Regions from separate parts of the Mus musculus genome. Here region 2 is linked to region 1. Evidence: chromatin loops called from intact Hi-C (ENCODE). Cell type or tissue: heart. All regions are shown on one strand. Links, peaks and the distances in the headings refer to the core of each region. The heading gives the core; the rest is flanking DNA.

Region 1 (16,268 bases), core at 4,033-12,032:
TAATAGCAAACGGGGTGTAGGTGCTCGCAGTGGATACGGTGAGCTGTGAGAATGGGGTTTGTGATGGAGAAGCTGGGGCCAGGGTAGCAGTTAGTGTTCTTGGGAAGCCAGGCAAGGTTGTCCACAGGTCTCTTTTTCCGAAGGGTGGGACTTTCGAGTCCCTGTCTATCAGCCATCGCGAGTTTGAGGAGCCACAGGGATGGCAGTGGATATTGGCTACCAGCATTCTGCACCCTGCATCCTGCCCAAGCCCGTGGCCTGGTGGCGCTCTGGGATCGGAGTGACCACATCTCGGTGTTGGTGAAGGTCGAGCTTGGGAACCTCCCAGCTTCTCTCCCCTCAGAACCTGCTAGCGCAGCGCTGTTGGGCCTGGGCTTGTGCTGGTTTTGAGGCCTCTCCCCTATGTTTCTGGGGCCCCTTCAAAGTGCAGACCTGAAGAGTAGAGTGAATGTATGTGTCCGTGCACAAGTAAGTGTTGGCCCTACTGCGGGCCCAGTGCCATGGGCTGAGCCTGGTAGGATATTCCAGCCCCACCTGCCCTTCAACAAAGGAGAAGGAAGGGAAAGTAGGCTTCCATCCCGTTCAGGTAACTTGAGTCTGGCCCCACACCCCACAGGAGGTCTGAATAATTGAACTGGGTGGCTACTCCATCCTTGTGAGGCCTGGGTTGGCCAGGCAGGTCCTGAAGCTTGATCCTGGCCTCTGCCTTTTGGACCTGACTGGAAGTAGGGGACACCGGGGAGATCAGGTCCCACCCCACCCCCACCCCCCCAAAAAAGTGTGCCTGCTGGGGACTTGTAGGATGCATTGGGTGTGTTGGGACAGCCAGCCAGGGGCCATTGTGGGGTGGAAACTATTGGAGCTGCGGCCACTGTTCAGGGGCAGGCGCACAGATTGAGCCTAGCAGCCCGTTTATTTATCTGCTTTTATTTATCATGTGTTTGCTTACTGTTCTGGGGATGGAACCTAAGCTTACTCTGCCCAGGCTAGACCTAATTAGCCCACAGTGTGCTTTTCATTTAGCATACTTGTGCACATGTGTGTGCCTGCTCACACCACGTGAGTGCAGACGCCCTCAGAGGCCCAAGGGTGTCAGAACCCTGGAACTGGAACTACAGCCGGTTGTGAGCCAGTACCTGGTCTGGGTGCTGGGACCTGATCCTAGGCCCTCAAGAGCAGTGAGTGCTTACCCTCTGTGCCATCTCTCCAAGCCCTGCAGGGTAGATTTGGAACCCAGGTTTAATCCCAGCATTTGGATTTGGATGGCTGAGGCAGGAAGAGTAGACAAATTAACACCGGGCTGGGCTACCTACATAGTAAGACCTTGTCTGAAACAAAGACAAGTGTATTTCCTCAAATGCACACCTTTTTGTTTCCATGGGTCCTGAGGATTTGAACTCAGGTCATTGGGCTTGCGTAATGAGTCCTTTCACCTCACTGAGCAGGAGCCCACAAATGTAAGTTGAAAGGAAAGAAAAATGTATTTTGACATTTGAGCCAGAGAGCAAGCGAATGCGCAATGGTGTGGGCATGGCCCACAGTTGTGTGGTGGCGGTGGCCTTTGAGATGTCAGATCTGCACAGGTGGTTGAGGCTCAGTAGCCCTGATCTTTTTCTGTGTAAGAATGTGGGAGAATTGAAGTACCCTGACTGGACAGGTATGGTCATAGGCCTGTAGTCCCAATGCTGAGGGAGCTGAGGCAGGAGGACCACTGTGATTTAGAGGCAGTCAAAGAAACTATATAGCAAAATTCCTCTCTAAACATGGAGGGGACAGGGAGTCGGGCTCTTAGCTGGGAGCTCTAGTGAGGGGGCTCCGTAAACAGCGTTGGATGAACCCATGGAAGGCCCTCTGCCTCAGACCCTGCTGCCCCGCCAAAGCTGTGCCCACCCTGTTTTACCCCCTGGTGAAATCAGGCTGTAATTACCCCTTCTGTATTAAAAATCCCATTACTGTGGGCAGCACACAGGACTGATGCCATGGTAACTCTGTAGAGGGGATGCAGGGCCTGAGGTATGAAGGTTGCCAGTGCACCGTGGTGCTGGTAGTGGGGACTGCAGAGCTGGCCTGGGCTGTGAGGTTCCTGGGTCTCAGCCTGGTGGGCTGGTCTTGTGCATGACTCTAGCATGGAATCAGAGCCCAGCTCTGCTTTGGCTCAGTGTTGGTGCTGAGCTCGGACTTAACATGGGGAATTCTGAGGGTGGGCTTGAGGTCATCTGCCTTGGAGCATGTGGTGGTGGCGGGGGGATTGGATGGGACCTCTAAGCAGTGTGAAAGCTCCCACACAGGGTTATTTTAAGCCAGGTGTGACAGTGCACACTTGCAACTTGCAACCCCAGCTCTTGGCTGAGGCTAGAAGATGTGTGTGCCAGGTTAGTCTGGGCTGCGGGAGAGCCCAGCTCTTTATTTCATCAGATAGCTGTGGAGTGCCAGCAGCAGCCTTAACGAGCTAATTCTTGGTTTTCTATCTCTCTCTCTCTCTAGAAACTTGAAGGGTCTAAGTGCAAAGGGCAGCTTTTGATTTTTGGGGCAACCAACTGGGACTTGATTGGACGGAAGGAAGTGCCTAAACAGCAAGGTAAGGTAAATCAGGTGGCCAGTGGGGTGCTGCTCCGCCCACCAGGTAGGTGTTCTTGGGGTTCGTGGACATGAGCAGAGAAGAGAAGGCCCTGCGAATTGCTTAAGACCACAGAGCCACTCTGGGGAGGATGCTGCAGTTGAGTTGAACCTGGTCTCCCTGCATGTCTGTGCCTTCATAGTTCTGTGTTGCTCGGGAAATGGAGTCCTTAGACAGCCGTGACTCCCTGAGTCCTGGAGATCTCCTCTCACTACAAAGAGGCGGCCAGTTCTGTTCTCTGGTGCCATGAGGCCCCATATTCATGTCAGACGTGGCGGGCAGCGATGTAAAGGCTTGTCACAACTCAGCTGAACGTGTACACTGTGGCGAGCAGGGAACAGTCCCACCCAGTAACCTGTGTCCAGCTGCCTGTAGACAGGGTGCCATCCTGAGGGGCCCCTTGGAGAGAAGAGGGCTGGCTCAGTGCCTCATTTTATGGCTGTTGGTTTTATTTGGAAACACGCCCAAAGTACTTGTCGGTGAACAAATATTTGAACACCGCACACCCTACACCCAAACCTGGGGGCCTTGGCCTTCACCCTGCCTTGGGAAGACGGCCGTGGGTCCTGCATGGGATGGATGGAGCTGACCAGATGCCGTTCCTTTGTGTGGAAGATAGCCATCTTTTACCACAGCCATGGACACCAGTCCTGAGAGCAGAGTGGCCACACAGGCTCTTGCTGTCTGCTGTATCCACTGCCCTGATATGGCAAGGACGCCTTGACCTGACTGTCACCCTCTGCTTCCGGTGCCCTCTGTGGCCCCGGAGCTGTGCTGCCGCCAGTCCAGAGCAGACCGGGCTAGTGGTGTTGGGGTTGTCTCGCCTTCCTGGCCCTTCTGCCTCTGGGTTGGTGTGAGTAGTTTGACTGTTAATTGTAACCTCTAGGCCTGGCCAGGTGGCCTGTGTGGCCTCTTCCTGGAGCTGCTAGGCGGCAAGGTAGAGGAGGGGACTCTTTATTTCCCGCATGGGCCCCCTGCTGTAGCCTATGGTGAGGACTGGGTCCTGGGGGTCTGGAAACCATGGGACTAATGGCTACCAGTCCAGCTCTGAAGCCGAAGCCACTGCCAGCTTGTGACTGTGACCTGTGAACTGAAATGAGGGAGAGGGTCCCTGGAGTGGGAAAGAGATCCTTATGTTATTGTGGCTGACAATGGTGCCCTCTTCAGGGAGATAGGCATTGGCAGGGGTGCTGGAGAGCCACTCCGACCCCCCTGGCCCCCCTCCCCCGGGCCAGCTGGTTCAAGAACCAGGCCATTTCTTTACTCCAGCTGGTGCCTGGTATAGCTGCAGCTCACAATCCTGAAAACCACTAGCGGTTGCTTGGTTTTCCAGAGTGACAGCCATGCAGTGCTGCCCGCCTTTATCCCTGCGTCTGTTGGTCTCCGTGATTCAGGGCTGATTGGGGTTTCTCTTCAGTTCTAACAGCCTGAGAGGCCAGCATTTCAGTTCATCCCTTGGAATATCGATGCTGTTTGATTCTGTTTTAAAGTACTTTTCAGTGGGGTGGCTGCAGGGTCCCAGGGTGCCCTCTGATGCTAGGTACCTGTTGCGCTGCAGGGGACCGGGAGGTGGGGTTAGAGTGCTGCTGGTGAGGTAGGCATAGAGAACCCTTCGGGGTGACCCGTGGGAAACCATTCCATTAGTTGCCAGCAGGCTGTGTGTGAGCCATCTGAATTGTGGCTAGCTTCTCAAGTTGCCCACAGCTGTTCTAGAGGTGAAAGAAAAGCCACACTCCTGTCTCAGGGACGTGGGAGTGGCACTTGTGAGGCCTGTCACGTGACGGGGGAGGCAGTTAGAGTAGGTGGGATGCACATTGGAAGTACAGTGCAGAGTCCGACCTGGTCTCCCAGAGAGCCTGGGGGATATGCTGGGGAATGAAGCCGGCCAGCAGCCCAGGCTTCCCGGGTATGGGGGGGACTCTGCAGGGGTGAGTGGCAAGGTCCCCCAAGTAAGCAGGTGCTGGGGGGGGAGGGGCGCACTGAGAAAGACTTTTTCTGGTAAGGGGACCAGGGGAAGTCTGGGGTAGAGTCAAGAGGAGGGTAAACAGGACCACCCAAGCATTCTGTGTCCCCCAGATGGGTACAGAAAGGCCAGCCCTGCCTGTCCCGTAGTGTAGGATTGTAGGGCTGAGGAGAGAGATTGTCGCCATTAGTGTAGGTATGCTGGTGTCCCTTTGCGACCCCTGGTTGATTTGTTGGGTGCTCCTCACATGTTCTGTGGGATTTGATTTGTATTCTTCCCTTTGCAGCTGCGTACCGCAACCTTGGTCAGAATTTGTGGGGGCCCCATAGGTATGGGTGCCTGTCAGGAGTCCGGGTGCGAACCGTGGTTTCAGGCTCATGTGCTGCCCACAGCCTCCTCATCACCACAGAAGGGAAGCTGTGGAGCTGGGGTAAGTGTGGTGGGTTAGAAACGTGCTCTGAAGTGGGGCTTGAAGAGACTTAAAGTCACCTGGAAGAGGCTGTCCTCTGCCTGGTCCATGGCTACGTCAGTTCTTGCCTGCTACTTGTATTTAGGGGCTGACCCTGGGCCCCAGGCTTACTTGGCAAGTCTTTACCCGTGCACCATCTCACTGGCCCCGTTCTCTGACTCCACCTTGGTGAATGTTTTCCTGAACTTGAAGCAAGTGTGATCTTCTGATGCTGCCATCCCTCCGACCGGCCGTCTGTCCTTGCCGTGTTGTCCCTTCACCAGCCATTGTTCTGCTTTAGCTCCTGTGCCCCCGTGAGGTCTGTGTGCCATCGCTAACGTTGCCCCTGGCTTTTGAAGCTGGTGTGTCTTGTTACAAGGCGTGGTGGCTGGGTCCCTGTGGCTCCTAGCCTCGGGTCTGAGACTGGGCCTTTGTCCATCCCTCCCGAGTGTCCACCTCCCTTAGGCAGGCTCTCTGGTGACTCAGCTGTCTCCTTCCCAGGTAGCCAGGAGGTATTGCCTAAGGCGCACATCATCTGAGACTCAGGGCTCAGGCAGCTGGGGAGTTGGCTTCTCCGTTTGTTTCCAGCCTTTGCCTGGCTTCTGTTCATGTGACGTTTTTAGTTTGGTCTATTCAAGCCGTTTTTATTTTTATTTTTATTATTTTTTTTTATTTTATGAGCTGCTGCACCAGAGTCCAAATATATTAACATCTGCCGCCTTCTCTGCACTTGGCTAATTTTATAATTCTGGTGGAAAAAAAAAATCTCACAAGTGTGTGTGGCCCAAATGTATCCTCCCAGGCTTCGGGTGACATACCAACATCTGCCCCAGTTTTGTATCTCTGCGTTGGTGTGGGCCCTCCTGCTGCTGTGTCCTCAACACTGGCCATGGTCTTTCATGTCAGTGTCCCCAGCTTGAGAAAGCTTCTCTGTCCTTTCTCTGATGGCAAGGATCTAGATTGCATCTCAGGCCTGACCCTGTGACAGGAATAAGTCCCCCAGAGTAAGAGAGGGAGCTCCCTGGGGCAGCAGCTGGGCTGTGGCGACCTGCCAGAGGTGCCGCGAGTCCACTGCCAGACACTTGGTGGAAGGGCACAAGAAGGAGGCAGAGTGCTGCTGTGCTGTGTCCTCACGCAGACGCAGGAGCTGCAGCCAGCCTGCCTTCACTAAACTTGGGGTATGCAGGCTTCTCTTGAAGTCAGCACCTGCCCAGTGCTGGCCCTGGAGCCAGCCCTCCTTTCATTGATTCTCTCCTTGTCATGAGGGCTCATGAGGCTGGGGTCTTATAATGGTGTGTATGTGTGTGCAGAGATAAGTAGATATGATCCATACTAGGTGCATCAGACTCCCTGAGGAGAAGGGGACTGTCCCCCAGCCCCTACAAGGAACGGAAACTGTTCCTGGAGCTTGAGGCCTGTGGAGTACCCAGGTCACACCAAGCATTTCCTGGAGTAACACGGTGTAGGGACGGCCCTGAAGCTGACCACTTACTGTTGGGATAGTCTCATGGGGCCAGCTCCACTGGCGAGAGTAGGTGTCGGGTTGGTGGAAGGTCTGGTTTGAGGATGAGGGTGGGGGCCGCCGCCCCAGCGTGTCCTTGCATTGCTTACCCAGCCAGCTGTGATCTCCTTGCAGGTCGGAATGAGAAGGGGCAGCTGGGCCATGGTGATACCAAGAGGGTGGAAGCCCCCAGACTCATCGAGGCCCTCAGCCATGAGGCAATCGTGCTGGCAGCCTGTGGGCGCAACCACACCCTGGCCTTGACAGGTAAGAAGGCGGCTTCTTTCAATTTACTAAGGCGCCAAAGATGGTTTGTCTGGGAGTGAGCACTTCAGCCAGTGTCGGGAGGATGATGCCTGGTGAGTTAGCTGATTAGTTAGACAGCTAGTTAGCTGATTACTTGCTGGAAGCAGTGACAGGGCTGTGGTGACACTGGGAGCCCAGACCAGGGTCTGCGTGTGGCAGGGCTCAGCTCTGTTCCTCACTCTTGTCCTTGGGATGGACAGACACATGCCCCATGCTCGGCCTGCTGGGTGAGCTGCTTGCAATCTACCCTTCCATCCTTTCTTGTCCTGTTTGTCTCCTTTCAGATACTGGATCAGTGTTTGCCTTCGGAGAGAATAAAATGGGGCAGCTGGGTCTCGGGAACCAGACAGATGCCGTCCCAAGTCCTGCTCAGGTACCAGCGGGCTTTGAGAAGTGGTGCTTTGCAAGGGAGAGTGAGGAGAAGAGAATGCCTGTTTGTGTCAGCCCGGCAGCGGGGATGCAAGGCTCTCTTCTCTCCCTGCAGACTGTGCCGACCTGTCCTGCTCCTGGGGCCAGTGGCGGGTGGGGTTGGGGGTTAGCGGCTAAGTCTTGTAGTTGTGAGTCCTGCAGTGCAGTTGGGGTGAGCCTGGACACCGGGTTCTCCTGGATCCCCCAGGTTCAATGCTTGCTGCTTTGTCTGGGCCTCAGCCTGGCCTTGCCCAGATTCTGCCTTTGGTCTCTGACTCTGCTGTGGGACCAACCTGTCACCCGCCCGCTGTCTTTGTTCTTCCTTATTTGAGCCGTTTCAGATCTGGCTCCTCACTGACAGCTTTGGTCTGGGGGCGGCATGAAAGCCTCAAGTTGGGGCTGATAGCAGTGTGAGCACCAGAAGTGACCTTTGGGGTCACTGAGTTTTCTCTGTTCATGCCTGTGGTTGAGTCACCGGATGATGGAGGGTTAACAGGGTTAAGGTCTCAGCCTCTGCTGTCCTGGCAGCATGGGGGTCGCCAGCAATTAAGAGCCCTTGTAGTCTAGGCTTTGCGATCCGTAGCCGCTCAAGTGGCAGCCTTTGAACTGTTGTGGGCGGCTGTTGTTTGATGCCAGGCAGAATGAGGAAGAGACTGGTGAAGCTGAAGTTGGCTGTCTTCTCTTTTCAGATAATGTACAACGGGCAGCCAATCACCAAGATGGCCTGCGGGGCCGAGTTCAGCATGCTGATGGACTGTAAAGGAAACCTCTACTCCTTTGGGTGCCCTGAGTATGGCCAGCTGGGTATGGAGGTCTCTTTCTAAAAGCTCTGTAGTCTAGCTGTAAATGTGGGGTTGCACGCACATGGTACAAGTGTAATTGATCCAGATAGCAGTGGCTAGCCGGTAAGTGCGTCTCGTGCTCAGCAGAACAGCTTGCCGGTAACCAGCCGGGTACAGGGGTCAGTGCAGACTCGAGGACTGAGTCTGGTGTGGAAATCCATTTGTGTCAAGAGTCTCAGGCAGAAGGACAAAAGCTGAGTCCCTTTCATCCGGTTTCGCGTATATAAATGAGCCTTTATTGGAAGTGAGAGTTCCATAAGAGGGAGGTTGTTCTGGAGATCCTGGCTAGACTGGCAGCTGGTGTGTCTCCAGCTCACCCCTCACCACACTGGGCTCCGTCCTGTACAGAGCAGAAGAGGTCAGCAAGCCTGTTAGAGCTGACCGTGCAAGATCTCCATTTTCCTTTCCCCGCAGACTCGCAGCCAGTTAGTTCTTCCTAGTCCCTTCTGCAGTCCTGAGCACGAGGTGAGGTGTGGGCGCCACCTACTGGTGTCTGAACAGCCTGCAGCAGTCCAGGATCTGGGTTGCTGGGTCTCGGCGTCATTAGAAGTGCGCAGATGGGAGCATATAAATAGAAGCAGAGCATTGCACTGGCCACAGACTGCAGGGAACAGTGACTCTGTGGAACTAAATATACCTCGCGTCAGAGTGAATGGGAAGGACCGGCCCCTTACGCACACACGTCCCTGCTGGTTGCCAGGGAGTTCTCAGGCTGTTGGATAAACGGTTTCCATGGCCACGGGCGGGCCTCCTGCCATCCCCAGGCCCAGCACAGGAAGTGCGCTTCTGTCCTCTCTGCTGTGTGTGCGGCTTCTCTGCCACCCTTAGACAAGCATCTTGCTGCAGCCAGCCTGTTTGCCGTTGGGAACTTGATCTTGGCGGTAGGATGGTATCCATGGAGTGGCTTTGGAGGGACAGTTAAGTACAGCGTGCACTGTCTGCTACTGAATTCTTGTTGACATCTACTAAGGAACCTGCTTCACCTGCTTCTACAGACGCTCTCATTCCGTTCACTCTGAAACAGGCTGGCACACCCCTGTGGTCCTAGCATCTGGGGGCAGAGGCCGGACTATAGCAAGTTTGAGGGTGGCCTAGCTTACGTGGGTTACAGGCCAGCTGGGGCTGCAGAGTGAAGGTTGTCTCCAAAAACAAAAAGCAAGCCTAACCCCCCAGTTCTGTTCTTGCCTCTGTGCAAACATTGCTTTTAGAATTCAAACATGAGGGCGGGGGAGGGGCTGGCGGGGAACTGTAGTGATCTGCTGCCAGGGACTGAGACTGTCCTCCTGGCTACTGGGTCCGGACTGGGCCTCCTAGCTTGTTTTTGTTTGTTTGGTGGTTCTATTTTTGTTTGTTTTGAGATAGTGTCTCACTGTATCTCCAGCTGGCCTAGAACTTGTTTTTTTTTTTTTTTTAAAGATTTATTTATTTATTATATGTAAGTACACTGTAGCTGTCTTCAGACACTCCAGAAGAGGGCGTCAGATCTTGTTACAGATGGTTGTGAGCCACCATGTGGTTGCTGGGATTTGAACTCTGGACCTTCGGAAGAACAGTCGGGTGCTCTTACCCACTGAGCCATCTCGCCAGCCCCGGCCTAGAACTTGTTATGTAGACCGGTCTGGCTTCGAACTCTGGGATCTGCCTGCCTCTGAGCACTGCAGTTAAAGATGTAGGCCAGTAGGCCGTGCGCATTCTTGCTTGTTTTTTGAAACAGTTCGTGTAGTCAGAGCTGGCTTCAGATTTCCTGTGTAACTAAGGACGGCTTAACTTCCTGCTCTTTCTGCCTTTTCATCCCAAGTGCTGGATATACCACCAGTGCAAGAAGGCAGAGAGGGCTGGGTCCTTGGGCCACGGGCTTGTGGTCCGGTACCAGGCAGGCTTCATGTCGCGCTGGGTTGGATCATGCCCGGTGTGTGCCAGCTGCCCAGTCTGTAATGACTTCTCACAGGCGTTGTGAATTCCAGATTTTATGTCCTGATCTTGTCGCCCTTCCCCTACTCCTGGTCCTCTGACCTCCCCAACTCGGAGCGTGGGAGGCTGTCCTCAAGATGAGAGCTGCCCACTGTTGTGACCTCAGCCACAGGAGGAGACGCCATTTTCCTTTGCCTCCCAGTCCTTACGGATATATGTAGGGTTTTTCCTAAGTTGCTGTACTATGGCGTAGGGGGTCCTTGTTTCATATGCATTTTTAAAGGATGCCCGGTGTTAGGTACCAGCTTGTGAGCAACTGGGCAGACTGAGCCTCTGGCTGGGGGCAGGGTGGTACCCCGGGCCTGGGCCTTTTGTCACTGACGGCCTGTTGTGCTTACCACAGGGCACAACTCAGATGGCAAGTTCATCGCCCGGGCGCAGAGGATAGAATATGATTGTGAGCTGGTGCCCCGCAGAGTGGCCATCTTCATCGAGAAGACCAAGGACGGGCAGATCTTACCTGTCCCCAACGTGGTGGTTCGAGATGTAGCCTGTGGCGCTAACCACACAGTAAGCCTTGTTTCTTTCTCAGTGACCAAGAGCCATGCTGGTATAGACTGGTATCTCTTACTCAAGCTATGTCATTTGGCTGAGTCTCCTGTCTGGATCTCTTTCCTCTGCAGACAACTTGCAGACATGAGTATACACGTATGTCTGCGCCCTGCCACTAGCACACAGCACGCATGTGCTGTCTGTATGGTAGGCAGTGCCTTTTGCTAGGGTGTGAGTGGTTGGCTGTTGAGGGTGGGTCCTTAAGGTCATTAGCAGAACAACTGGAAGGACAGCAGTTGGGGGGGGGCTGCCCTTAAGCCCCTTTATTTTAGCAGGTGCACATGCACTCACCATTCACAGTGTGCGTGTGTAAATCAGAGACACTTATTCCACGACAGTCATCGGCCTTACGAGTCAAGGACCTTCACATGCTGAACCCTCTGGTTTGGTGGTGGTGTGGTTTGGTGGTTTTTAAGACCAGTTCTGACTGTGTAGCCCTGGCTGTCCTGGAACTTGCTGTGTAGACCAGGCTAGTCTCAAATTCTGCCTGTTTCTGCCTCTCTGTCTCTGGTTCTGGGGTGTTGGGTGTTCTAGCCCTTGAACTGTGCACCTTCTGCCCCATGCTGAGCTAGCTATAGTTACACATCCACAGGCTTTATTTGATGTGAAACGTCAAAGACAAGACAAGACAGGTTGCAAACAGCTGGCACATCTGTACCTGTCTCACCTGTGTGCACCTGTGGCGGGCAAGCACAGAGAGGTGGCAGGAGCCTCCCCCTTGTTTCTGCAGTTTAGACAGTGTTGCCACAGATGGCCATTTGGCCTCTGCATTTAAAGAAAGAAAGGAAGATCGCAGCCTCATGAAGGGAGTGCATGCCGGCCCCTGCTGGCTGCCATCTATTAGGCTGTGGGACTCAGGTCCTCTCCTTTGCTGGCTGCTCCTGTCCCGGATCCTTCGGTCAGAAGCAGTGGCTCGTGTGCTGAGCCTGTCTCCTCTCTCTGCAGCTGGTCCTGGACTCTCAGAAGCGAGTGTTCTCCTGGGGCTTTGGTGGCTATGGCCGGCTGGGCCATGCCGAGCAGAAGGATGAGATGGTGCCTCGCCTGGTGAAGCTGTTCGACTTCCCGGGGCGTGGTGCAACCCAGATCTATGCCGGCTACACCTGCTCCTTCGCTGTCAGTGAAGTGGGTCAGTGCCTCTTCCCCTGTCTCGTTTCTTAGGTCCCCGCAGTTGGAGCCAGGTGCAGGGGCTTCCTCCTGGGGACATCTGCTCCCACAGGCCCACAGCCATGTCTGTCCCTCCCTGGCTTGTTCTGTTCTCTGCAGTGTCCTTTTAAGCAGTTGTCCCTCAACTTGGTTTTCTTTTTTTTTTTTTTTTAAAGATTTATTTATTTATTATATGTAAGTACACTGTAGCTGTCTTCAGACACTCCAGAAGAGGGAGTCAGATCTTGTTACGGATGGTTGTGAGCCACCATGTGGTTGCTGGGATTTGAACTCTGGACCTTCGGAAGAGCAGTCGGGTGCTCTAACCCACTGAGCCATCTCACCAGCCCTCAACTTGGTTTTCTAAGATGCTTATTCTAACACTTCTTTGGTTTGCAACCTTCCAGGTGGCCTGTTTTTCTGGGGGGCCACCAATACCTCCCGAGAGTCTACCATGTACCCGAAGGCAGTGCAGGACCTCTGCGGCTGGCGGATCCGGAGCCTTGCCTGCGGGTAAGTGGCTGTATCCAGGGCATGTGGTGTGTGCCTGCTCTGTGTGCCTGTTTCCTGAGGATGGCACTGTGCCTGCTGAATCTGAGTCTTCCTGGCTGGACATAGGCGACACCAAACCCCCACAGATGTGGGAGAGGGGGAGAGTTAAGGCTTGGTAGGTGCTAGGACAGGCAGCTCCTTCCTTCACAGAAAGTAATTTTGAAAGTTTTTGTTTGGGGAGAAAAAAGCAGAGGGTGGCAGTTTTCGCTCAGCTTGGAGACTGTAGGCTTTTAATTTGTCAACACGCTGGAGAGAGGACTTACTGAAGAGCTCCTGAGCCACCCAGTACTTACAGGTGACGAATGAGGGTGTGTAGGAGTTAGCTTAGTTACTGCTTCCTGGTCCTTGTGTCCCTGTCTGTCCCCCATCCCAAAGGCTCCCTCTGAGAGCCCCAGGACCCAGCTGGGCAGTGAGGCCCTGGCCTTGGTATTGATCTGCAAACAAATGTGGCCCCTCCCTGTCTGGGAAGAAAGAGCCACTAACACTGTAATGAGTTAGCATGGAGGTGGGTTGTCACACTGCAGGGTTGTCCTGGTCTGGGTGGTGATGACAGCATCTGCCTGTTTGCAGGAAGAGCAGCATCATCGTAGCTGCGGACGAGAGTACTATCAGTTGGGGTCCATCGCCAACCTTCGGGGAATTGGTGAGCCACGCACGCCCGGGAAGAGCTGTACGCGGGTGGGCGGTGTCCTTGTCCACTAAAGACTGTCCCAGCAGTGGGCCGGTCACATTTGGTTTTAAGTGTTAAGACTTGTCCTGGCTGGCTGCTGGCCTTGCTGTAGAGAGGGTGGCAGGCCACAGTGACAGGACTGTTCTTGTGGTTGGGACCCGTGGTCTATACTCGCAGGAGGCAGTGTCTTACGCTGCATGAGTCGCCCTGGTTCCTGTGACCTCCAGATTTTGTGCTTCATAGGCAGACAGGCCCATATCCTTGTGCTCTGTGGATCAGTGTCATTAAGCCAGCCACACAGGTGCCTGGAGGATTTTGTTCTTCATTTTCTCCAAGTCAGGTCACTAGTTTGTTCTCAGTGCCAGAGACTGGAGTAAGAGTGGAAGGCACCGCCCTTGCTTCTTTCTCACTGTGCAGCTGCCCTGTCCATAGGTCCCGAAGCTCCGTGCACTGGAACCTCTGTGAGGAGGCCAAGGTTGGCTTGCGGGTTTTATGTTTCTCCTGTGGCCAGGGTTACACCCTCAGTGTGGCCTGGCCCTTGACTCTGATTGGCTTGGTTTTTTTTTTTTTTTTTGGTTTTTCGAGACAGGGTTTCTCTGTGTAGCCCTGGCTGTCCTGGAACTCACTCTGTAGACCAAGCTGGCCTAGAACTCAGAAATCCGCCTGCCTCTGCCTCCCAGGTGCTTGGGATTAAAGGCGTGCGCCACCACGCCCGGCTTTGTTTTGTTTTGATTTGGTTTTCAAGACAGGGTTTCTCTGTAGCCCCAGCTGTCCTGGAACTCACTTTGCAGAGGCTGGTCTTGGACTCAGTCTGCCTCCCGAGTGCTGGTGTTAAAGGCTGCTGGCCCTTGATTTTCTTACTTTATCTTTTTGGGAGTAAAAGTTTTCTCTTTGGGCTCAACAAAGCAGGGCTGTTCTTGTCCCTCAAGCTGTCACTGACCTCCAAGGGACCCCTTGTAAAAAGCAGAGAGACTATGGCAAAAGGGACTGTGGGTCTTCCTCTGCTTCTGTTTTCTCAGAGGAAGATGGATGCTGCGTTTTGTTTTGTTTTCAAGTTAGCAACTCAACATGTAGCCTTGGCTGGCTTGGGACTCACTGTGTAGACCAGGCTAGCCTCGATTCACAAAGGTCTGGCTGCCTCTGCCCCCAAGTGCTGGGATTAAAGGTGTTCTCCACTACACATGACTGACGGGTCGTTTTGGGGAGCCATTAGAAATGGTCTTTTGAGCCAGGCAGTGGTGGCGCACGCCTTTAATCCCAGCTCTTGGGAGGCAGAGGCAGGCGGATTTCTGAGTTCCAGGGCAGCCTGGTCTAAAAACAAACAAACAAAAAAAAAGACTGGTCTTTTGACAGCCTGAACGTCATGGTAGAACGTCTGGAATAGTGACTTATAGGCCAGCCTGAGCCTCATAGCAATAAGACCCTGCCTGCTTCAAAAAATTGTTGATCTCTGGGGGCTGGAGAGATGGCTCAGCAGTTAAGAGCACTGCCTGCTCTTGCGGAGGATACAGGTTTGATTTCCAGAGCCTTCATGGTGGCTCACGACTGTAGGTCCAGGTCTAGGGGATCCAGTACCCACTTCTGGCCTCTGTAGATACTTAGCACTCAAGTGGTACATAGACATGCAGGCAAAATATCCAAACACAAAAAAATTTTTTTAATGTTTTAAAACGCTCCCTAAACACAACTTTGCATCGTCGTGGATTTGGGAAGCCTTGGCCAGGAAGGGGTGCCTGCAGGAGCTGAATCAGGGGCAGGACAGGCCTTGGGACCTGCCCTTGGCCCCATGCTCCAGCAGTTCTTAGTCACTTGAAACTTCTCTGAGGTTGTCAGGGCTGCTGTGTTGTCGGCATGTCTCAGCATGTTGGTTATGATTGTGTGGGTCTGACTGCAGTGGCTTATCAGCACTGTCACCAAATGCCTGACACATTTTGTCCTATTACCCACAGTTGGCTGATAGTCCTGGAAACATGCACCTCTCTTGTGTTGGAACGTGCCACAGGCTGAGTTTCATCATTGCCTCTGTGTAGCCCTGGCTGTCCAGGAACTCAACTCTGTAGACCAGGCTGGCCTCGAATCGTCATTGCTTCTTCTTATCTCCGCAGGGGTATGGGGACCACAAGCCCAAGTCTTCTACTGCGGCCCAGGAGGTGAAGACTCTGGATGGCATCTTCTCCGAACAGGTGAGGGCCTGTGCCTGTCCCGGCTCATCATGTCTGTGGGGTCACTGCTGAGCCATGTCTGTCCTTGTGTAGAGTGTTGGGAGGGTATAGCCCTCAGCAGAAGAAAGGCAGAGGAGTGCTGGCCAGTCCCCAGCCATGTTCCTGGTGCTGTGGTCACACACTGTTCCTCCCCTTATTCTGAGATCCTGGCCAGGACCAGGGACTAGTCTCTGAGTAGATAATACCTTTTGGCCTGTGTTTGGGGGCAAGTACAGTGTAGAGCCACACCCCAGTGAGGGCTCTTTGAGCTTCCTGCAGGCCTGGGTGTGGGGCTTGGGTGGTCTCAGTCCTGAACACCAGGGTTTGTGGGGAGGAAAGGGTTTCCTTTCAAGGCTCAGTTTCCCTCCATGTTGACCCTCACCAAGCCAGGCCAGCATGTGGTGTCTGGCATACATGATGAGGCATGTCTGCACTGCTGACACCGTCGTGCTTCCTCAGGTGGCCATGGGCTATTCACACTCCTTGGTGATAGCGCGAGACGAGAGCGAGGCTGAGAAGGAGAAGCTGCAGAGGCTACCTGAGTACACCCCGCGCACCCTCTGAGCAGGCCGGCCCTCCCCTCGTGGCAGCTGTCCTTTCCACGTGCACTGGGACCAGAAGTCAGACAAGGAATTTAGGAAGCAAAAGTTGACCAAGGGTGCATTGGGTTCGCCTCCCCGAGGCTCCGTTTCCAAGCGATTCAACGTTAACTACCTTTTTCTGTATGCTTTCCAAAGTGTTTCCCTCAATGTTTGATTAAAACATTTGCTCATAGCCAGCCTGCCTTTCTACGAGATAGGCAGGACCTCTGAGCGATGTAGGTTTTTTTATTTTTAAGTTGTATTTCTTTTCTCCCTGCTCTTGAGTGTCCTTGTCCTGCCCTCCCATTCCAGCCGTGATGAGCATTGTGATCCGAGTGGGTGCCACGTGAGAGAGGGACTGTCACTTTCCCAGACAGAAACGGCCTTTTCAGGAACCAGCAGCCGCTAGGCCAATCCCTGGTGGTCGGTCTCCATCCCGATTCCTGCCTGCCCGCTTTGAGAGACCCGGTCACTTGCTTGTGGGCCCTCCCACTTGCCTCTGCCACCTCCCCT
Region 2 (16,268 bases), core at 5,171-13,170, 160 kb before region 1:
AGAAACAGAGGAGGTGAATGGGAGCTCCACTAAGATGAGTAATAGTGCTGACGGATGCCTGGCCCCTGGGTGAGGCCAGGAACCCCGGCCTCCTGGGACCCCTGCCTCCTGGGACCCCAGCCTCCTGGGACCCGGGCCTCCTATGACCCCAGCCTCTGAAATCCAGGCCTAAGCCCAGCTTCCACTCTTCTATGTCCTGGAGGTCTGGTTACTTGCAAACTCTCCCTGAGTTCCATTACAATGGATGAGGCTCTACTGCCTACCTCCAAGCCCCAAGGTTCCTAGAAGCCTTTAATGGGGCTGCTACTTTCTCAGAATCCTTCCTGGGTGTCACTTTCTCTGTCCCCGTCCTAAGGACAGGCCACCACCACCACCACCAGCATCATTGCCACCCCAAGCTGGGCGAAGGGCACTACTCACCCAAAGGTAGCCCTGTGGAAGGGAAGTGCTGACCGCCGAGAAGCCCAGCAGGGGAGAGTTAACAGGACTGTGGACCAGGCCCCCAAGCTGTGGAGACAGAGACAGTATAGCTGGGTTAATCGGTGAGGTTGCCTGACCTCTGACAGGCTTCTGAGCCCATTGGCCCCCAGGTGAGAATGTGACACAGGCCACACCCAGCTCCCCATGCTTCATATTGGATCATCGCCCTTCTAGAACCTTCTGTCCAGAAAGGGCAAGGCAGCTTCTAGATAAGGTTTGTTGAGAGCCCCTAAGCCCCCCTCTCTATACAGGAGGAGAGTGCTTGCTCCTGTACCCCCAGGGGCCTCCTGCAAGGTTCTATAAAGCTGGGGGGGATGAAATGTGAGGAGCAGGAACTCTGCATCAGTATCTGTCAGGAAGATGCACTGGGACAGGGGCCTGGGCAGCTTGCGTAGGGAACCCATGGAAACCAGAACTTGGTCGGCAGTCACCTATCACTGAGTGCCACTGGCTGCTTACGTTCCCTCCTGCTGGGTGGCCTCTCAGAGCTTTGTCTCCTGAGCTGATCTGGAAAGCCTGGCTCTCCGGACAGTACAGAGAGGGCGGTGAGCCAGGCTGGAAGGTTCTGTGTCAATGGACACAAAGACAAACATTGGGCCTTTTCCCTGACAGGTGCTGCCCTCTGCTGGTGAAGAGCCTGCAGGTCCCGCTCTGCTGGGACACTCTAACCAAAATTTCTAACCATCCTGGGCGAGAGAGCCAGACGTTACCTCAGACACCCTCCTCATGTAGCGGTCAGACTGAAGCTCAGAGAGGGGACAGGGATGGCTTGAGGACACACAGCATGTTATGGGCAGAGGCAGGACTAGAACTCTCTCTACCTGGAAGTCCCAGGACAGTGGCCTCAGTACTACAGTGTCCCACACTGATCAAGAAGCAGCCAGAACCTCTGCGTCCATGTCTGTGCTGGCTGACAATGACATCATAGCCCAGACACAGGCATCACCATGGCAATTCCCGTGGGCCAGGTGAGTGGCAGAAATGGGTCTGAGATGGTGGTGACAACCATGGACTTCCTTAAGGGACACTTGTCCAGACCTCAGGCTTGCTTGTGACAGGAAGCCGACTTCTAGGAAGCCAGGCGCACGAGAGAGGCAGGGTACTAGCTGGAGAAAGGAGGCAGGCTTTGCATGGAGCTAGCCTCGGCTCCAACCCTACACCATACACCAGCTCCCTGTATGTAAGTGGGGACCTGACATCTGGCTGGGATGCTCTTAGGGCCTGAAGAAGTCAGCTAAACAATGTGGAGCACAGGCCCGGATGCCTGGCACCCAGCATCCCTGAGGCTCTCAGGGCCTGCATAGAATTCTTCAGCCCTTGGCATGAACCACAGCTGAGTGACTACACAGCCAGCAGGTCAGCGGATACAGCTTGAATGGGTTCTCCATAGGCCAGTGTGCTAGGAGCCTGGTCCTCAGGGTAGCAGGGCAAAGGGGCAAGACCTTTAAGAGGCAGGACATAGAGGGAGGTGATTAGATGCTGGGAACATCATCCCAAGAAGAGATGAATGCAGTTCTCATGGGACCCCAGTTCATTCCCTTGAGAGTAAGCTGTCACCTAATGAACCAGCCTGACCATGAACCCTGCCTTCTAGTCTCACCAAACACTGGCCTCCACATGTGATCCTATCATAATGCTATGGCCCTGAGACCTTACCGGGGAAAGGTCTGGGGCTGTCTGAACATGAGTTGTCCAGCTTCCAAAACAGTGAGGCAAATAAACCTTTTTCCTTTTTACAGTGTCTAACCTCAAGTATTTTGTTATAGCCAGAGAAAACAAACTATTACCAGTTCTGGCTAATGTAGGCTGGTGACCATCAGAACAGAGGCTCTCGACCTGGGAATCTGAGGACTAAGTTGTCTGGCTATATGCCCTCTGTGGGGCCAGGCTACAAGGCACTCAAGCCTCAAGCATCTCAGAGAGCCTGAGAGATGGCTTGGCAGGTAAAGGGGCTTGCCGCCAAGCCCAAAGACCTGAGTTCAATGCCCTAAGCCCACATGGGGGCAGGGGAGAAGAAAATGGATACCCAAATGCGCACCATGGAAAGCCCCCCCCAAGTAAATAAATAAATAAATAATGTAATTTTTAAAACTTAAAGCATTTCAAAATGGACACACTCTACCCTCCCAAACCTGTGGCCTTCAGACAAGCCTGGTTTGTGGCATGTCCTCCCCTGACCTCCCACTGCCCCTACTTTGGAATGGAGTCAAGAGCCCAAAAAGAACCCTCAGACACTCCAGCGGTCCACAGCCTGTGGGAACCCCCAGGGGACCTGCTGGGATGTTCACCTCTCTTCCTTGAACCTTGAGTGCATCGGACACAACTGCATCAGGGGTGCACACATATGCACATGCATATGTGTGCACACAAGTGTCTGAAGGTCAGAGGTCAACACTGTCAACACTGTCAACAGTCAACACTGTCAACACTGGGTATCTTTCTCAACTAACGTCCACCTTCTTTTTTGAGACAGGGTCTCTCACTGAGCCTGGAGCCCCACCTGTCTCTTTCCCCCACCACTGGGATTGCTACAGGTTAGCAGTACACACCGATCTCTTTTATATGAGTGCAAGGATCAAGTTCTTGTTAGTGTGGGAAGCAGTTACCACTAGGCCATCTCTCCAGACCTTTAACCATACAATTTAATCCTCACTGTGACCCAGTAAGGGGGGCACAACTGTCTCTCTGGTTGGTACTAAAGACGTGTTGCTACACTATGAACTACAATGCTTTCCAGTGTCACACGACTGGGGCATTCCAGGCCAGGAAACAACTCCAGCAGGAAGGCTCCCAGTCTTCGCCCTTTTCCAATGGCCAGCTCCTCCGAGACGGGGGTCTGGCACAGCCCAGCATGAACACAGCTGTCCGCTCTGAAGACAGCATTACTCTCAACCCCAGGAAAAGCAGAATTCAACACACACTTCACCGAGCACTTACAGGCCAAGGTCTTGTCTGCCCAGGAAAGAAGCGAGGCCAGCAACTCCCTTGCCCAACTCGAGCCTCCTCAGGGGGAAGAAATGGGCTGGCTGCCCACTCCTGTGGCCACCTGAGAGCCCGAGTGAGTGGAAGAGAAGCTTGGGCAGCCGCCTGCATACACATCTGTTCCCTCAGTAATTGGACAAGGCTGGCAGTCTCCGCTCTAATTCATCCGGCTGCCAGCGCAGCGCTTGATGGGGCACAGCTGTCTGGGCTAGGTAGGAGGCGGGCAGGGCTGAGCTAGAACAGCCCAGGAAATACGGCAAGACAGGCTCTGGCGGCTCCCCCAGGAGCCCCTTCCTTCAGGCCCATTACCCATAGATATTCATGCCTGTCTCTCTCAGCTGATGTGGGGCTCCTCTGCCAGTCCACGTGTTCTGGAGCCCTCTAGCTCCAAGTGAGGAGATACACGGGCCCTCACTCATCCTCCCACGTTCTGGACGGCAGATGAGACAGAAGTCTGCTAGGGGACTCCGCCATCTCTCTCTGACCTATGACAGTTCACTTGGGTGTGGCCTGTGTACCTGCAGAGGCCACACCCCAGGGTCACCCTTGGCTAAACAATGCAAGATCGACCCAGACAATCTCCCCTCCACAGACACTGGCTTCCACTCCAAGGCACACAGGTAACCCCCACTCTTTCATTATTTCCCTTTAAAAAGGCCCAGGCAGCCCATACTCTTCAGGATAACTTTCCTTTGAACGATTACATGGGAGAGTGGAGAGATGGCTCAGCAGATCCGTTAAGAACACTGACTGCTCTTGCAGAAGAACTGGGTTCAGTTCCAAGCACCCACACAGCATCTCACAACCATCTGTAACTCCAGCTCCAGCTGGATCTGATGCCCTCTTCCGGTCTCTGTGGGTACTGCATGCATGTGGTACACACACACAGAGCATGCCAGCCAAATGCCCAGACACAGAAAATAAAAGTGATCAAATCTCAAAGAATTAGATAAATTTTAGGTATTCCGAGGCTTTATTCTTTATCCTGATTGGGTGGGGCTCGATCGGCAGCAGGAGAAACAGCCTTTCTCAATTTTCCCTGCTCCCAGCCCTGGCCTCCAGGGCCCAGGCTGGGCCAGCCTCTGGCAGGGCCCCTGCACTGGACTCCAGGCCTCCTCTTCTATGCACAAAGCCCCCCTCCACGGGTTCAAATCAAGTTCTAGATGACACCACTGCCTGCCTTGGATCCATAGGGACTCTGGGAATGAAACACTACAAGATTCTCGCGGTCTCCCTCGCCCAGGGCCTAGCCTCATCACCCAGAGCCAAGAGTCTCAGTGTCCCCTCCAGAACTCACATTGCAATGTAACAGCCACTGTCACAGCACTAGAAGATGGCTCCTTTAAGAGACAATTAAGCCAAGCTCAATCCTATTCCCTGCCTTCCCTTTTTGATTTGTCTGCTCCATATTGATTTGGTCACTTAGAATGTGGGTCCCCAGGGCCCTCTGGGGTGTGTGTCATTCTTGCTATATGGATCTCTGTTTAATGCCACCTCCTCAGGGGCCTCCCTGAACTTGCTAACTGTATAGCCCCCATTTCCCCCATGCCTACTGTGTCTCTTCTCTATATTCCCCTCGATTCCCTTCTGCGTGCTGAGGTCCTGCCTGTCTTTGTCCACTAGACTGAAGGCCGCATGAGGCGGGGACCTCGTACGTCCCGGTCACCACTGCACACCCAGTTCTAGCATTCAATAGGTGCTCAGGGATGACCCGTGAACAGACAGATGAATGGAGGAATGAACGATGAACTTACATCGCCAAGGTGCTCTGTCAGCTCTTAGCGCCCCAGTCTACAGCCCAGCCCGCACGGCTCCTGCGACTATTTATCTGTGCTGGGTCCCACGCTCGCTCGCCCGTCCCAGAGCTCAGGGTCCTCATCTGCTTGGGAGAGGATAGACAACGGTTGCTCCAGATGGAGGGGCGGGCTCTGCCAGGACATAAGGGACAAGTGACGGCTGTGGGGGCGAGCTTCCTGGTGGTTAATACCATGGAGACTGTCATCAGGTGAAACCAACCCCTTACTGACTGTCATTTTGGCTGGGCCTTCGTCTCCTGTGAAATGCCGTTCTAACCACTATTATAAGAAGTAAAGCTAACACGAAAAGAATGCAGTGGGCAAGTAAGAGGGTATGAGTGTCACAGAGCATGCCAGGATGAGGGCAGTCCCACCAAAGCAGCCCTTTGGCCTGGTGGCGTCGGGCACAGTCCAAAGTCAAGACTTCAACAGATGAGGTTGCTAGTATCCACTATCACAAAATAATGGAATTTTCCACCCCGTGACCCATGCTGGTCATTCTCACACAGACCTCGTTCGTTCCGCGGAAAAGCTAGCTCACAGAACAAGAACAAATGGCTTGGCCCCCTGGGTCTCTAAGCTGGACTGAGACACTGGGCATGCCTTTCCAGCTGTGACAACTCTACCTAGACACTGGTTCTCCCAGGCTAGGCAGGGCCTCCACAGCTACCACACGCCGGGTCCACTCACCTGCAGACTGAGGGTCCGGGAGGAGAAAGCGGGGACGCAGCAGGCCAGGATGGGGCACCAGAACGGGGCTTTGCTTTTCTTGTCCTCATCGGGACACAGCCATCCTGGCTGGTTCTCCTCCCCTGCAGCAAGAGGAAATGGGTATATGAAACTAGTCAGGGTGTGAGCCCTAGCAATAGCGACTGGCCCTCAGCCCTGGGAGTCATCGCAGACCCCAGCAGGCTAGGTCCCACAGTGACCTCATTGCTCTGATCAGTCCCCCACCCCACATGCTGCTTGGTCGGAAATGAAGCTGAGCATCGGGCTATGAACTGGTCTATGGACCACGGGCAGAGGATCTGGGAAACCCAAGGGCAGAGTCCCAGCCTGACCCTACCATGGATCAACCTGTGCAGACATTCCAACCCCCTGAGTCTCAATTCCTTTGCCAGTGAAAGGGTGAGTGGGCTGGGGAGACGGTCAGTAGGTAAAGCGCTCACTGTGCAAGCATGAGGGGCTGAGTTCAAATCTTCAGCACCCCTGTGATAGTGAGTACCTGTAACCCCGGTGACAGCAGGTATAGACAGACAGACCTTAGGGGCTCAATGGCCATCTGGTCTAGCCGTGAGCGGGGTGGGGATGAGATTTAAGGCTAGATCTAGATGTATGTTGTGGCTCCATCTATGGAGCATTTGCCTAGCATGCAAGAGTTCCTGGGTTCTATCCCCAGCATGGAACGAATCAGGTGTGGTGCACACACCCATAGTCCAGCCCTCAGAAGTGGAGGCAGGAGCATCAGAAGTTCAAGGTCACCCTCAGCTCCACAGCGAGTTCCAGGCCGGGACTGGACCAGGTGAGACCTGTCCACTGAGTGGAATGGGAGCCTTTGGAGAAGGCTAAGCAAAGGTTCCTGTGTCCAAGAACTGAGTCAGACGCTGTGGCTTTGGACTTAACAGTTGCTGGTACGGGCAGATCCACACCAGCAGACAGTGCTTTCTCATTTGATGGGGAGGCTCTGCTCAAAGGCAGCCTCCTCTGAGACGCCCTTCCCGACCACTCTGGCTATGACAGCCCCTCTGAATGTCACCGAAGCCTGTCCTGTTTCCCTTGGTGTCTGTATGCCCGTCTGAATCAGTGTCAGCTACAGACACAGTTGTGACTTGTCACCACAGGTCCTTCGGTCGTAAGCTGTGAGCCGGGGTCTGGGTTACGACATACACCACTAACCCTGCAGCAGCGTCCGGCATAGACTAAGAGTTCAGAACACACAGGCTCAAAGAATGAATGGCAAGGGGACTGGAGAGATGGCTCAGAGTCTGAGAGCCCTGGCTGCTCTTCCAGAGGACCCAGGTTTGATTCTCAGGACCCACAGATGGCTCACAACTGTCTATAACTCCAGGCCCAAGGGATCCAAACAAGGCACAAACATGAACAGACATTTCACGCAGACAAATACTAATATACATAAAAAAATTTTAATATTTTCATGAATGAATGAGAGGAAGGGGCAGAAAGAAACTAATATCAGCCCCAGAAATTCTGCCTACTAAGAAGCCTTCCTTTCTTATACACCAGACCACAGCAGCCAGTGTGACACGTGTGTGTGTGTGTGTGTGTGTGTGTGTGTGTGTGTGTGTGTGCCCCTGTATCAGGAAGCACCAAGGTGTGATGGTTAACACCGAGTGCAACTTAACAGTCTCTTAAATCACCATGGAGACAAATCTGTGAGGGAGTTTCTAGCCTGGGTTAACTGAGGAGGGAAGGCCCACCCTGAACGTGGGCGGCACCATCCCCTAGGCTGGGGTCCTGGGCTGAACAGAAAGGAGACAGTGAGCTGAGCTCCAGCATCCACCTCTCTATGCTTCCTGGCTGCAGATGTGATGTGACCGGCTGCCTCAAGGCCCTGCCTTCACGCCTTCCTTTCCTTCCATGGTGGAATGTACCCCTAAACCTATGATCCCCCCTAAAAACAAAAACAAAAAACCTGGCCAGCATTCACAGTAATAAAATGTGGATAAAGTGCTCATCACCATAGAGGTGACACTGAGGGACTAGGAAGCAAAACTAGGTCCTGACTGGCATGAGGCAGGACCCACATGGGGACTTGGGGCTTCTAGGCTCCAATAACCAAGTTCTTCACACTAAATCTACAAGAACACAAGGCCACACCCCTCCAACATGGCCACACACCCCTCAATACGGCCACACCTACAGGGACACACTTACTCCAACAAGACCTCGCCTGCTCTAACAAGGCCACACCTACTTCAATAAGGCCACGCCTACTCTAACAAGGCCACTCTGAGTCCCAGTGTGCTGTCACAGACCAATGCTAGCTCTGTCCGAAGATGCCAACCTTCAGGGAGCCTACAACTCTGGGGTCATGAAGAGGTCATCAACTGTTGGGACAACAGCCTCCCTAAGGCCCACACTCCTCCTTGGTGGAAAACAGGAAGGCACACTTCTTTTGGATGTGTGACCGGCCCTCCACCCAGCCTCCAGAGCCAGTCCTCCACAGAACCCCATTGCTCCCTATTTGAAAATACCAGTGGTGTCCTGGTTGGCTTGGAGTAAGCCCTAGACTCTTCTAGAAGAGCCACAAGGACCACCCTCCCTCCCAGCCGCATCTCCTGATCACCAGGCTCCACAATTGTCAGCAGTTTCAGCACGCAGCTCTTGATGTCCCTTTACGGGGAACGCTGCCCTGCTACCCCAGCCCGTTCTGCAGGGGGCTCCTCTCCTAACCACATCCCCATTCTCCCTTCTCAACAGTCCCAACCCACCAGAACTGTCACATCCCTCATTACTGCAAGTGTCTCCAGATTGGGGCGACTCAATTTAAGTCCATCCACTTTGCCATGGTGAGAAAGCCGGAGACTAGCCTTGGATTCTGAGCATTGATCTTCCCTGGACTGGCACTAGGTGGCGCCATCTCTCAAGATGCTAGACAGCCAGCCCCAGGTCACCCACCTCAGCACACCAGGCATTTCTGGAGGTTGCCTTTTTGGATCTTGTCACATTTCCCAACCCCCACCTGTGTATGGTTCCCATGCGTGCATGTATGTACGTGTGTCCATGCATCCAAACTTGGTTTGTCCTCATTTCTAAAGATGGCACCCGGGATATTGGGCATGCCCAGGCAAGCATTACAGCCGAGCTCTATCCCAGCTATTTATATACATGGCCTACACACACTTGATTAAGCACACACTTCGATCCTGGGCTAATGGAAATGACCCGGACGTGCTAAAGGTCGGCTGGGCTAAGCTGTGCTGTGTGGGAGGTTAGAGGTTAAATGTGGTTTTCCCTTCAGATGAGCCTATGAGGCACAAGGCATTATAACTGAAGGAACGGGGTTGGCTCTGCTCCTCCACGGGCTTCTCCATTCTGGTGTGCATGCGATGTGGAAGCAGGAGGCTCTCTACCGTGCCGCTGGTCCATGGAGGCCAAAACTATCTATCCATGTGCTTTCTATGCAAACACAACAGTAGCAGCTTTTACGAAAGGCCAAAGAGAAAGGCTGGCCTGTGTAATGATGAACCACTCCTGAGAGAGACCCAGCCCAAACGCCAGCTGGGTCACAGAGACTGGAGTGGTCACATGGGTGACCACCACACTGGAGAAGCTGTAGGCTCCCTATAATGCACAAAGGCTGGCCGGGGACCCCGATGGCTCCCATCCCTGTCTGAAGCCCTCAGCAGTGACAGCATTTCCTAATGGGCCCCAGAAGTGGCCCTTCACACTCTGGGCCCTGGAAACTGTCCCATAAAACCTATATCCCTGTCACGGGAAAGAGGGGAAAAAGCCAGCATGTGAGAGATGTGTCAGGCCAAGCACGACTTCCGCACATGCATACAAGTCGCCCCATCGGGGAACCGCAGTAAAGAAAGTAAGCCATTGGGCTGGATGCACAGTACGCTCAGGCCACGGTGGGAAAAGGCCTGCCCTGCTACCTCTCAGTTAAGGCCCAGCAGTAAATAAACACAACCCAATTTAAGATGCTATCCCTGCCCAGGGAACACTCACAGCCAAAGTCACCATGCCACGCAGGAGACCTGTGACGCTCACCCACCTGACAGCCAGATAGGTGAACGCACAGCACCCACCCCCACAGCTCCCCCCAGCTCCTCCCTCTGTCCCCCTGTTCCCCCCCAGCCTATCAGACCCTGGCATTTCATCACCATATATATTTTTAACGATCTGACCTTCTCCCTCCAGATGGTGCCTTTCTTGTGTGCAACTGAGATTGCTAAATGAAAATGGAGTTGTGGGCTCCCCATCTGTCGCTGCCATTGTCCCTGTCACAAAACCAGAGCGGCTGAGACCCGATGAGGAGGCTGTGGCCACTGAACATGGAAAGTCTACCTGGGGTAGGTGACATTCAGGTGACGCACCAACGGCACAGTGGTGATTTCGACTGACACTAAGTGGAGGCTTATTTAGGGCCGTGTTTGGCAACGCTCATGGTACTCAAGAGCCATTGTGGCACAGGAGGGAGCTCTAGGGATGGAAGCCTTCCCCCTCCCCCCTTACCCCCTCCCCCAGCCTAGGAAGCATCTCCTCAAACCTACTAGAAGCACCCTAGGCACCACCTACCCCAGCCTTCAACACACTGTGTGACAATGAGCTTGTTGCCCCATCTAGAAATCAGGGGACCAAATTCCAGTCATTTGGAGTTGTTGGGGGGAGCCTAGAAAGACCATCAGTGAGGTCTTAACAATTTGAGGAGAGGCTGAGCCACCTCTAGCCCTGCTGTGTGCTCGGCCTCCAGGGTGAGGTCCTCACCATCACGGACCTCTGGTCTCAAAATTCCCACATCCGCGGCCATCTTCAGGGCCTCCTCATCAGCCGGCCTGATACAGGGAGACACTACTAGTCACAGCCAGTCAGGGAGATGCTACCAGTCACAGCCACCAGTCACAGCCAGTCAGGGAGATGTCACCAGTCACAGCCAGTCACCAGGCCAAGCATCCTTCCCCTAAGCCACCCCACCCTGAAACGCTCAATGCTATCCATGGAAGCCAGCTGAAGGCCACAGCTTCCCAGTTGGAGTGTAGGGCTTCGTACCCCTTCCCAGAGAAGAGGGCCACCATATTCAGGAAAAGCTTAGAGCAGTGGTTCTCAACCTGTGGGTCTCAACCCCTTTGAGGAGCGAATGATCTTTTCACAGGGGTCAGCTAAGACCAACGGAAGACAAGATATTTATATTACGATTCATAACCGTGGCAAAATTATAGTTATGGGGAAGCAGCTGAAATGATTTGATGGTTAGGGGCCACCGCAACCCGAGGAACTGCACTGAAGGGTCACGGTACCGGGAAGGTTGGGGTTCTCCTCAGTTCTGCTACACCCCAGTTCTCAAGACTCTCCTGACCCTCACTCACATCCCCAGGCCCCAGGAGAACCATTGGCTTAGGGGGTCCTAGCACAGGGAAGGTTTGCAGAGTTAATGAGATTTAGACCTAGGACACAGTCAGGCTTCCCAGGGCGAAGGTTGCAGGCCTGCATCAGTACTGAGTAGACATGAAGACAGAGAGCTGAAGGCTACACCAGAGAGGAGACACGGGGAGACTCCCAGGTTGTGTGCAGCCTCCTGCCTGAAGCCCCTGAGGCTCCTCCTAGTGTGGGTGTGACAAGGGCCTGCCACACCCAGGCCTTCTCTGGAGAGCAGTCAGGGAAAGGTTCTGGGGCCTGGGGATATGAGGGTCGGGGAGCAGAGTTTTAAGAACTGGGGTGGGGGGTGGCAGCAGAATTCTGAGAGCCCCGACCTTTCCTTCCTTCTCTGGAGCCCTCTGTGTGTACCCATAACCAAGCCTCTATGTATAGAGGCTAGCAGCTGTGATGGGTGGGGCAGAGTCTGGCCCAGCTCTGCACTGCCATGGGAGGCTGAAACTCCTGGGTGCAGGGCTGCCACACACACCCAACGCCCCAGTTCCCTGCACTCCCTGTGGCCTGAAACACCCACATGGTCCCTACTCTCTGATTCCCCCCGAGCTGGGTGCTAACAGCTGGCAGGACAAAGCAGCCTAGAAGCCTTGGAACTATGGACCAGTGTCTTCTAGCTCCAGGTCGCATGGTATAAGGCCTGCCCAGTCACCTGCTGAACCTTCCAGTGTGCCTGAGACCGTACTGCAATAAGCAAGGGTCCTTAGAGATCCAGTCTTGTCACAGATGGGGAAACTGGGGCTCAGGAAGGAGGTCTGCCTTTCCCAGGATCACAGGGTAATGCCAGTGTTTAGAAAGGATCCCCTTCTAGGCCAAAGCTTTCCTGTCCCTCACTCAGTCTTTGGGGGGGCTGCCATCCTGACTCGCTGATGCAGAAGAAAATTAAACACGATAAAGGACTGGCACATCTTTAACATGGTCTTGCTCCTTGCACATCACACACACATACACTCACACATACACACACACACACATGCTTGTACACAAACACACACTCTCACACATACACACACACACATGCTTGTGCACACACACACAAACACACACTCTCACACATACACACAAACACACACATGCTTGTGCATGCTCACACACATATACACACAAACACACATATATGTGCTTGCACACACATACATACACTCACACATATACACACTCACATACACACAAACACACACATGCTCGTGCACACACACATATAAAAACACATATATATGTGTGCACACACACAAACACATACATGCACACACATATGTATACATACATACAATATGCATACACATACATACATACATACATGCACACATACATATACACACATACATATATACAAATACATACACACATAACACATGCACACACATATGCACACACATACATGTACACACATGCGTGCACACGCGCACGCACACATACACACACACACACACACGACACTGCAGATGAGAAACAAAAGCAGCCAAATGAAAAGCACAAGTTATTCAAGCCCTAGGGGACCCAGCATTCAAATATAATTTCAAACGACTCTCCTATTAAGGCTGCTGAAGTGACTATGCGTGGAGATAAGACAGTCCACGGGCTCAGTCAGTGCCAGGCCCAGCAGAATCAGCCCAATTCCGCAGACCGTCCAGGTTCTACTAGGACACTGCCTGAAAACCCAGCCTGGGAGCTCAGGCCTGTGATTCAGGTACCTGGGGAGCTGATGTGGAAGGGTGGTGAGTTCAAAGCCTGCCTGGGTGACAAAGTAAATTCAGCTCAGGGAGCAGGGGTGGCCCCCCTCCCCAGCCTCAAAACAGAAGGAAAAGGAGAAGTGAGGATGTTAGTCAAGCGAGAGCCTTGCCGAGCATGTGTGAAGCCCTAGCTCCATCCAGACAGTAGAAGGGAAGGAAGAGGGGGACAAGGAGGAAGGAAGAAGGAAACAAAAAGGAAGGAAGGAAGGGAGGGGGGGACGAGGGGTACAGGGGAAGGGGCAGGAGGGCAGGGGTAAGGAGGCAGGGGTGCGGGGAGGCAGAGAGGGGCTTACAATGGGTTTAGGCATTGGCCCACCTGGCCGTACATAGTTGGGAAGGCAGCATGTTCCTGCCCCCAAGGCCCAGCAGGGGGCACCACCTTAGCCTTCCAAGGGCCAGAATCTCCAAGTCTTATCTTAAATAAAGCCTTCTCTTCACCCTCTGAAGAGCTCAGGTCTGGCAACACCAGCCCTAGACCCAGAGCCAGGGCACTGACCAAGCAGACACCTCTAATCCCAGCTCCTACAGAGCCACACACCCCTCCCCATCCTCCCCGGGGCCCTGTGCCCAGCAGCAGAACACCTCACTTGGATGCAAACCCAACTGTGATGTCCCACCCAGGCTCCCCATGTTCCAGTGAGTACCTTCAGCGCACACCCAGAACAAGTTCCTCTAACAAGTCTTCCTTCTAGACTCGCCTGCAAGTCTCACCTCTGCTCTACAGAACACCATGGCCATCTGAGACAACACCTAGCTCTTTCACACACACACACACACACACACACACACACACACACACATTCATGCACACATGCATACACATGTTCTCACATACATACACACACACACACACACATTCATGCACACATGCATACACATGCTCTCACATACACACACACACACACACACACACCCTGCTCTGGCCACTGTGAACCACCCACTGCTGCTGCCCCAGGACCTGCACACTTGTGGCTGCCACACCTGGATCACTTGGCCCAGATCGTCCCATGGCTTCTCCCTGACACAGCCCTCACTCTTAGTGACAGCCACATGGTCCCACTTCACCCCCTTCACAGTCCAGCACTCCACTTAATGTCCGTGTGTCCATCCCAAATTCAAGTTCCTCGAGAGCAGAGAGCCTTCTGAGTTTTGTCAGGGTCCTTTATGCCTAAAATTACCAGGGGATGGGGGAAGCAGAGGCAGGTGGATCTCTGTGAGTCCAAGGCCAGCCTGGTCTACGTAGTGAGTTCCAGGACAGCCAGGGCTACATAGGGAATGGAGCAAACAAAGCTGGAAATGGTCACCTATGAGTGTCACTGCAGTACTGAACAGACTAATAGACCCTTGCAGCTTGCTGGCCGCCCAGCCTAGCTCACTCAGTCAGCCCTAGAACAAACATGGGGAGCTGGGGAGGCGGCTCAGTGATTAAGAGCTGCTTTGCCAGAGGACCCAGGTTCAGTTCCCAGCACCCACATGATGGCTCACAACTGCCTATAACTGCATTTCCAGGGGCTTCTTCATCCTCTTCCAGCCTTCCATGGCATGCAAGTGGTACACAGACATCTATGCAGACAAACACACACGTGGTCTTGGCTTTTAAAGTGGATGGTGTCCGGGGAACACCTGAGGCTGGCCTCTGGCCTCTGAACGAGTACACACACACACATGCACTCACACATGCATACACATGCTCTCACATACATACACACACACATGCACTCACACATGCATGTACATGCTCACACACACATACACATATGCATGCTTTTGTGTACATACGCACCTAGACACACATACACTCACACATGCATACACATGCTCTCACACACATACACACACACATGCATGCACATGTTCACACACACACATACACACATGCATGCACACACATACACGCATGCATGCTTGTGCGCACACACGCATCCTGACACACACACACACATATACTCACACATACACACATACTTACATGCACACATCACACACTCACGCATGCACACACACATATACACACACATACACACACTGCTATATGAGACAAATGAAAAGGGTTTTTAATGAATGAAAGGCAGCTGACAGAGGCCTGACTCCTCATTCAGGAATGTTTTTTAAACCTATTGGAGGAGCTGGAAAGATAGCTCAGTGGTTAAGAGCACCAGCTGCTTGTCCAGAGGACCCACGTTCGATTCCCAGCACCCACATGGTGGCTCACAACCATCTGTAGCTCCAGTTCCAGAAGATCTGATGCCCTCTTCTGGCCTCTGAGGGTACTGCATGCATGTGGAGTAGATACACATGCAGACAAAACACCCGTATATAAAATAAAAAATTAAAAAAAAACTCATCTACAGAAAGATCACATACACAGTCAAGGTAAACAAAGATGCTCCCAGTATCAGCTAGACCTCTACCATACAGTCCTGACTGTCCAGGACCCTAGCCATAAAACAAACAGATACAATCTTACAACCCACTGCATGTTAATCTGGCAGGGTTGGGACAGAGGCAAGTGAGGTGGTGGAGGCCCTGGGAAGTGGCAGAGGCCCTGGAAGCACAATGCCTGGTGTCTGAATCCTACATCTAACCCTACCTGCTGTGTGATTTCATAAAAGTTACTGCACCTCTCTGGGCCCGAGTCCACAATGATTTTTTTTTTTAAGTTCTCAAAGACCTACCTCAGGGAGCTTATGAAAAAAAGATGTCCGTGGGATTTTGCAAGCCTCCAGCCTGGTATTTATTTATTTTAACGTACTGAGATGTGTATCAGTGGTGATTAGGTGCCACCAGCGTGTGCTCCCTCAGCTGGTTAGCAGTCAGGCAGGAATCACCTCCCCCTGGCAGCTAATTCAGTTTGTGTCAAATCCCAATAACTCATCGACAAGAAAGCCAAGGCTTAGAGAGGGAGGGAGTGGTCTGCATGGCACCGCCTCCCTCCCACTGGGACACGCCCTGTTCACTGACCATCTCCAGCTCACAACCCCAGCTGCTCTCCCTGCCCCGCCCTGGCTCTGCCCCCAGCCTGTACTCACTTAGTCCAATCTTTGCCAAGTGTAATCTGTTGACCCAGGAAATCTTGCTCAGGGGGTTCGGGGTGATGAAGACCACCATGAAACTGATGGGCCGGCCAGACCTGTGGACAGAGAGACAAGGCAGGACCTATGAG

What was found. A loop is a pair of places that touch in the nucleus more often than their neighbours do. Peaks named below come from ENCODE experiments on the same cell type or tissue, not always from the same donor. Only the 100,000 strongest peaks of a DNase experiment are listed, where the experiment ranks them.
Region 2: a loop joins it to region 1, with 2.8 times the contacts of the local background. A loop is called at or near these places in 3 of 42 quality-filtered maps.

Annotation. Positions count from the first base shown.
Region 1 is chr4:140,705,467-140,721,734 of GRCm38, forward strand. It overlaps Rcc2 (regulator of chromosome condensation 2), which reads left to right. Exons shown (of 13, transcript NM_173867.5): 3 at 2,485-2,578; 4 at 4,867-5,010; 5 at 6,665-6,796; 6 at 7,120-7,208; 7 at 7,933-8,047; 8 at 10,400-10,566; 9 at 11,554-11,734; 10 at 12,159-12,264; 11 at 12,874-12,946; 12 at 15,079-15,156; 13 at 15,634-16,268. The coding sequence ends at 15,738. Among named protein-coding and RNA genes, the nearest start is that of Rcc2, 12 kb to the left of the region's middle. In heart, for the core only: a CTCF peak has its summit at 8,594 (motif pointing left); a DNase peak (open chromatin) is centred at 8,735; H3K27ac peaks cover 991 bases.
Region 2 is chr4:140,546,580-140,562,847 of GRCm38, forward strand. It overlaps Arhgef10l (Rho guanine nucleotide exchange factor (GEF) 10-like), which reads right to left. Exons shown (of 29, transcript NM_001290803.1): 21 at 16,135-16,235; 22 at 5,949-6,070; 23 at 421-507. Among named protein-coding and RNA genes, the nearest start is that of Gm42335, 50 kb to the right of the region's middle. In heart, for the core only: a CTCF peak has its summit at 8,849 (motif pointing right); a DNase peak (open chromatin) is centred at 8,832; H3K27ac peaks cover 169 bases.